2 separate regions of the Homo sapiens genome follow, and region 2 is linked to region 1. A link is a contact called in ENCODE Hi-C or POLR2A ChIA-PET data. All regions are on one chromosome and are shown on one strand. Each heading gives the region's core, a stretch centred on a gene start or an enhancer-like site at or near the end of the contact. The rest is flanking DNA. Distances are from core to core; before and after follow the strand shown.

Region 1 (2,942 bases), core at 376-2,875:
CTAGAAATTATTAAGAACACCCCCCTCATAACCCCCCTGAAGCTCATAGAGTTTTGCTAAAGAGCAAGAAATTATTGAGACATATGCAGTGGTCAGCTCAGTTTCCTTCTCCCCCACCCACTTGATGGCAGGCAGGGTGCTCCTAATCAGACCTTACAGTATATATCTAGTAAGAGCCAATCAGATGACTTATTTGATGACTCTGTGAGCCTGTCATGTAATAAAGCTGATTCCTTTTCTCCTACCAGAAAACATGACTGAAACTGATGGCTTAGAGCTAAGTGAAAAACATATTAAACATGTATGAACCATTTGGGGCAAATTCCGTTTGATCCTGATGTATCATTATAACTTGAATTTTCTATCATCTTTGTTAAAGATTTATGATTTAATGACTTAAAGCCAATCTTAGTATGTCAATAAAATATGAAACTTTAATAATCAACAACAACAACAGTAACAAAAAACCTATTTACTTCTATTTTACTTGGATAAAACAAGGTGTAAAGGTCCCAGGTGATGGCAGTGTGGTCCCACATGTCCTGGCCAGGAGATATCAGGATGGGGATAGAGGTCGGGAATCTGGGCAGACCCCTGAAGCTGGTGGAAGTTGAAAAATGGATGGACAAAGGAGAAGCCAAGTAGAGGGAACCATGGAGCCAAGTGTCCAGAAAGCAGAGCCAGGATAAGGAGATGATCTGAGGATCTGTAAGTTTCATATTATCAAGCCAGTCATGATTGGAACATGAGATAAAAGCAAGTCTAAATGAGAAGGCACTAGTGTCAGAGAGAAAAGCCAGCAGTTTTCAGGGTACTGCTGCAGAGCCGTGTAAGTGGTGGGGCCAGGACAGTGCTAAGAATCTGTGACAGAGCTGGGACTCAAAACCAGGATCCAGGGCTGGACACTTGAGGGTCAACAGGGCCAGGGCTGAACCCACAAAAAGAATGCTTGTAAGGCTGTGTGTCTGAACTACTGGATATACTCCCAATATTTTCTCTAGCCCTTAGTAACCTGTCACCCTGAGACAGGACATGCAGGCCAGGGCTGAGCAGACATGTGAGGGCTTAATAGGGATGACTTCTGCGTTTAGAAAATTAGGAGACAAAGATAGAGACAGGCCAAGTGTAGAGGGATAATCTCAAAGACCACATCTGAGAAATGAGGCCCCTTTTTATAGATTTTGCTTTTCTTTAAAAGTATAAATCCTTTTCTTAAAAAGTGTAAATCTTGTCAGCTTCAAGGAAGAAACCTACTACCATTAACCTTTTCAGTTTTCCTCCCAGTTACAATCCAAGCAAAGCCAATTCACAGCGAAGCTGAGAAGTTTAGAAAGTTTGCCTTCTGTCTTATTCTCTCATTTTTGCAGCATTTTCTTCTCTCTGGTATAGTTATTTAATATATCCTGGTTGCTTCACCTCCCCGCCTCAAAACAGAGTAGGAGTTAAAAGCCATACTGTATGCTTTTGATTGAATAAGTGGCTATAATCTACTGCAGTGTAGTCTTAATGTGTTACCTCAAACGTAAGTTTTATTTTCAACAGGGTAGGCTTTTTTTTTCTAATTGCTTAAAGATATGAACCTTACCCTTAAGAAGGGGAAGTGGAATGAACCATATGAGTCAGTCAAAGATAGTCCACAGGAGGCCAGTCCGACCAAATCACATGTTAGACATACACTCTTGGAAACTGAAGAAAGCACGGAGAAAGCCATGACCTATTTTTTATTTTGTTGGAACTTGAAAGTTTTTTTTTAAATGAAAGTACTAAAGAACTCCAAAAATACATAGTAATGATAAAACAATCATATATCTATTATCAGGAAGCATAAAAATCATACAATAATCTAGTCCAGAGAGCATCATTACTTTGTCATCATTACTAAGTATTCCTTTTATAAGTAAATGTCAGTTCCTGCAACATTAGATAATTGTAGTTTAGAAATGAGTAATCTAATTTATTGGCCATGGCAGAGATTCAGCTCTTTGAAAAAGCATAGTCATTTTTAACCTTCTCATTGTTTATTGTTATGCATCTGACAATGGGATTTAATTTTTAGATATTTAAGCCTTTTCCTTATGCAACAATACCCCAAAGGCAGTCATTTCTGATGGTATTTGGAATCCCAAATCTTAATTCTTTTCCAGGAACAATGGAAATAAACAACCGATTTTAGGTGTTTCCCTATTTCCTTATTAAATAAAACCTTTTCACTTTGGCAGGCCTGCACTCTCTCTGTGAATGCTGGTTTATTTCCCCATTAATTGTCTTTCTAATTTTAATTAAACAGCCTTAAAGTGGCAGCAAAAGACACCTTTAATGTTTGTTAGTTCTGTTACTCTAGAAAGAAAAGAAGGTTTAATGTATTGCTTTAAATTCAACACACACACATACTTCTGATTGGGTAACACTAGGCTTTAAAGTACTTAAACCGAAAAGTAATTTCAAAATAAACATTCCTTTACTCTTTGGACTATTTGAAAATAAGCTGCCAGCATGACTGCCAAATGTCCCCTCTGAGTCTACATGTACATAAAAATATTTACCAAACCGTTGAGTCCACATCTCTATGAGGACAACATGCCATTTCTGATATGAGCTCTGGGGACTTAATGGCAGATATTTAGTTCTCAGCTGTCTTTAGCACATCCAATCCAATATAGTTGCGTATTACTTCTGTCTTTGGAGACAACCTAAATGATCTTACATTGTTAGAAATCTGTATCATTTAGATAAATAAATTTCAGATGTCACCTTTTTTCTTGGTGCCATTATGGTTATTTATAGTCCCAAATGAATTGTTGCAAATATACATTATAACTTTTATAATACATAAATTACAGTACATACATCTCTAAACTGGCTTGAGGTTAATTTTTAAATTGAATCTAGCAATGTGTGAATTTTCAAAATAGATTTAATGTTTTACATGAAAATTTGTTTAA
Region 2 (2,888 bases), core at 264-2,763, 48 kb before region 1:
CTGTAGGTCAGGCACCATGATGGGTGCTGCAGATACAATAATAAATAAGTCATGGTCCTCAAGAAGCCATTGAACTATTAAAGAGTTTTGATTAGGTCCCTGGTGGCAGATGAAAAGCATTATTTTATTTATTTATTTATTTATTTATTTATTTAATTATTTATTTGAAGACTGAGTCTTACTCTGTTGCCTTGGCTGGAGTGCAGTGGCATGATCTCTGCTCACTGCAACCTCCACATCCTGGTTCAAGCGATTCTCCTGTCTCAGCCTCCTGAGTAGCTGGGATTACAGGAGTGCAACACTACACCCAGCTAATTTTTGCATTTTTAGTACAGATGGGGTTTCGCCGTGTTGGCCATGCTGGTCTCAAGCTTCTGACCTCAGGTGATCCACCCACCTCAGCCTCCCAAAGTGCTGGGATTACATGTTTGAGCTACCGCACCTGGCCAAAAAGCATTTTTAGGGGAGGTTTTTTCTTTCTCCTTGTACACGCAATGAAGTAAAGGACAATCTGAGCCTAGATAAATGAAATGGTAAACCTTGATATAAGGTAGAAGCAACAATTGTGGAGATAAAGGGATTATATAAGAGATGTATTTGTAAAAAAAAAAATGGGGGAATTGAGTAACTGATGAACATAAGTCTCAGACAGAGTGAGAGAGAGAAAATGTATGAGACCATATTTGTTCTCTTTTTAGGTGTCTGAAAATTTGTTGTGACTAACATTTTAAATGTGACAATGTCATGAAACATTTTTCTGGGGACATCAGATTTCTTTGTAGAAAGGGGACTTCCCCATTGCCAATACCTTGACTCACTTATCTGTTCCTCCTCAGATGGGGAGTGAGTGTCATCTTAAAGCAAGCAGAGGTTTGTTTTGTTTGGATATCAATCTTAAGGTCTACTTGGAGCATCCAGAATGTTTCTTAAACGATTGACCAAATTGACCAAAGATGTTACAGTTTCTGAGGTGTCCACTCAGAGTCAGCAAACACTGCACAAATAAAAAACAATCGGTAAATTATTTCCAAGGATTGGAAACAGAAATCCTCAGATGATTCACCGATGACTCAGTTTTCTGTGTATCGCTTCTACTCTACTTGTTGCCAAGGGAACTTGGGGCCTACTTCCTACCACACGACGGCTATAAAAAGTACCAGCAAAAGCCGCAGTAGAGTAACTTCTCTACTCTTTTATTAAAAATGGCTAACGGACTAAATGTCAGTTACATAAGAAAGATTTAGGTTTGTCTGTGAAGGTCATATCTACCGGTACCATGAAATACTGAGAAACCACGTTGTTACTCTTTTTATCTTTCATTTGCTTTTAACTACACTGCTTTCTTTATGCGGGGCATTTTATATAATGTACCTAACATGCCAACAGAAATTGTATGTTCTTCATAAACTCCAGACCAATGTGCTTTTGCAGTGATAGAAGTGACCTGTGAAATCTGTGTCAACCTCAGAGCCAGGGTAAGATACCGTCATCACACTGCCAGCCTGCCTGCTTCTCTGGGTCCTTGTGGCAGGGGAAGGAGATGAGACAGGGAGTAGGAGAGAGACTGACTGCTACAAAGGGACCTGTGCAGCTTCACTCTTATAGCCACTGTCTGTGTGGATCTCTTTTGACAATCATCTTTTATCAAGCAACATAAAAATATCAGTACTATTAAGTATCCATAAGAAGGCACCAATCATGAGTGGATATTTCCATATATAAAACCTAGGTTTCTTTCCTTTCAATATGTGCATTGAGTTCAATTCTCATCTGGAAACAGGGAATGAAAGCCGCTTGTATGGATAGTTGTCAGGAAGACATATACAGGATATAAGTTAAAAGCACAGACAAGCATGTTCTGTGTTTACAGGGGGCAGGAACTCTCTCAGCAAGAAGTCCTGGTACGACAAGACAGTTAAAGGCATTCCAGGAATATACTGTTTTCATTTGGCTGTGAGTCTTCCTAGAAAATGTAAAAGAAAGTTTTCCCTGTTAAGATAACACATTTTCTCTTTATGGTTTCATGAGGGCAGAAGGAAGCTCTCAGCTGTTCTTACATAAAGCCTTGTCTGAGAGGTATGGGATGCCTGATATTTTTTATGCTTAGATTTATATAACATTATAGCTCTTCTTCTCTTTGAAGAGGCAATATGGTTGAATAAGATCATAAATTTAAATTTACTATTAAAAAGTATTAAGTATTATGTGTAATACACACTGATTTTTCTAAAATGCAAGTCTGATCTTGTCATCTCTTTCTACCTTAAAATTTATTATAGGTCTCCTATTTTTTAGAACATTAAAATCCAAGCTTCTTATGGGATGCAAAGCACTTGGTGGCCTCATCTCATTGTTCTTCTTTGTACTTGAGCATCATAGAGTTAGTTACTTGTAGCTTTGAATTCGTATTATTTTTCCACACCTCTGTGACTTGGTGCATAGGCTTTAATAAGCCTGAAATGTCTTCCCTCTCTTCCTATGTGATTGATTCCTATTTATCCTCAACACAAAATTCAGATATCGCCTGCTGTCTTGAGTCTTCACTGACTTAAAAGCAGTTCTTATGTAGGACCTCTACTCCTGTTCATATTTATGATGTTGCCTTTATAATGCTATATTTTGTCTGTTTCATCCTGTGTGCCTGTATTTTTTCTTTTTTTATACTGCATAATTCCTGGGATCCAGATTCATATTTCCAAAAAAACATCATTGTATTTCCAGCATTTTACACAGTCCCTGGCATATGGTAGTTGTTTATAACTTTTTGTTAAAGATCTTCCATTTTGCACCTTATGATAATTGTTAGATAAAAATCTAAAATAATGCATCACTAGAAAATGTAACATAGTAAATAAACATTGCATATGTGTGCCTTATAATGCCATGTA

Evidence for each region. Hi-C counts contacts between places; a loop is a spot of excess contacts on that map. ChIA-PET counts read pairs that join two places held with the same protein, here RNA polymerase II (POLR2A). Pooled maps may share reads with other maps.
Region 2: a map of PC-3 shows a loop between it and region 1 (5-fold over the local background). The contact joins two enhancer-like sites. A Hi-C loop is called at or near these places in 6 of 168 maps with a recorded cell type or tissue (CD4-positive, alpha-beta T cell, CD8-positive, alpha-beta T cell, PC-3 and 3 more), 22 of 37 single-sample maps with no recorded cell type and 15 of 50 pooled maps. POLR2A ChIA-PET finds 5 or more read pairs at or near these places in 3 of 52 experiments (GM12878, activated T-cell and activated naive CD8-positive, alpha-beta T cell).

What each region holds. Positions count from the first base shown.
Region 1 is chr7:17,184,539-17,187,480 of GRCh38, reverse strand. The region is part of intron 1 of LOC107986772 (a long non-coding RNA gene); the gene reads right to left. The region is part of intron 6 of LOC101927609 (a long non-coding RNA gene); the gene reads left to right. Among named protein-coding and RNA genes, the nearest start is that of AHR, 110 kb to the left of the region's middle. RefSeq lists an enhancer at 1,490-1,559. Within about 2 kb of position 1,625, at least 2 of the 41 ENCODE cell types and tissues checked have a DNase peak (open chromatin) inside an H3K27ac peak, as active enhancers do; they include PC-3, where a contact is called at or near this core.
Region 2 is chr7:17,232,841-17,235,728 of GRCh38, reverse strand. The region is part of intron 6 of LOC101927609 (a long non-coding RNA gene); the gene reads left to right. Among named protein-coding and RNA genes, the nearest start is that of AHR, 64 kb to the left of the region's middle. RefSeq lists enhancers at 858-1,117, 1,268-1,317, 423-1,622. Within about 2 kb of position 1,513, at least 15 of the 41 ENCODE cell types and tissues checked have a DNase peak (open chromatin) inside an H3K27ac peak, as active enhancers do; they include PC-3, where a contact is called at or near this core.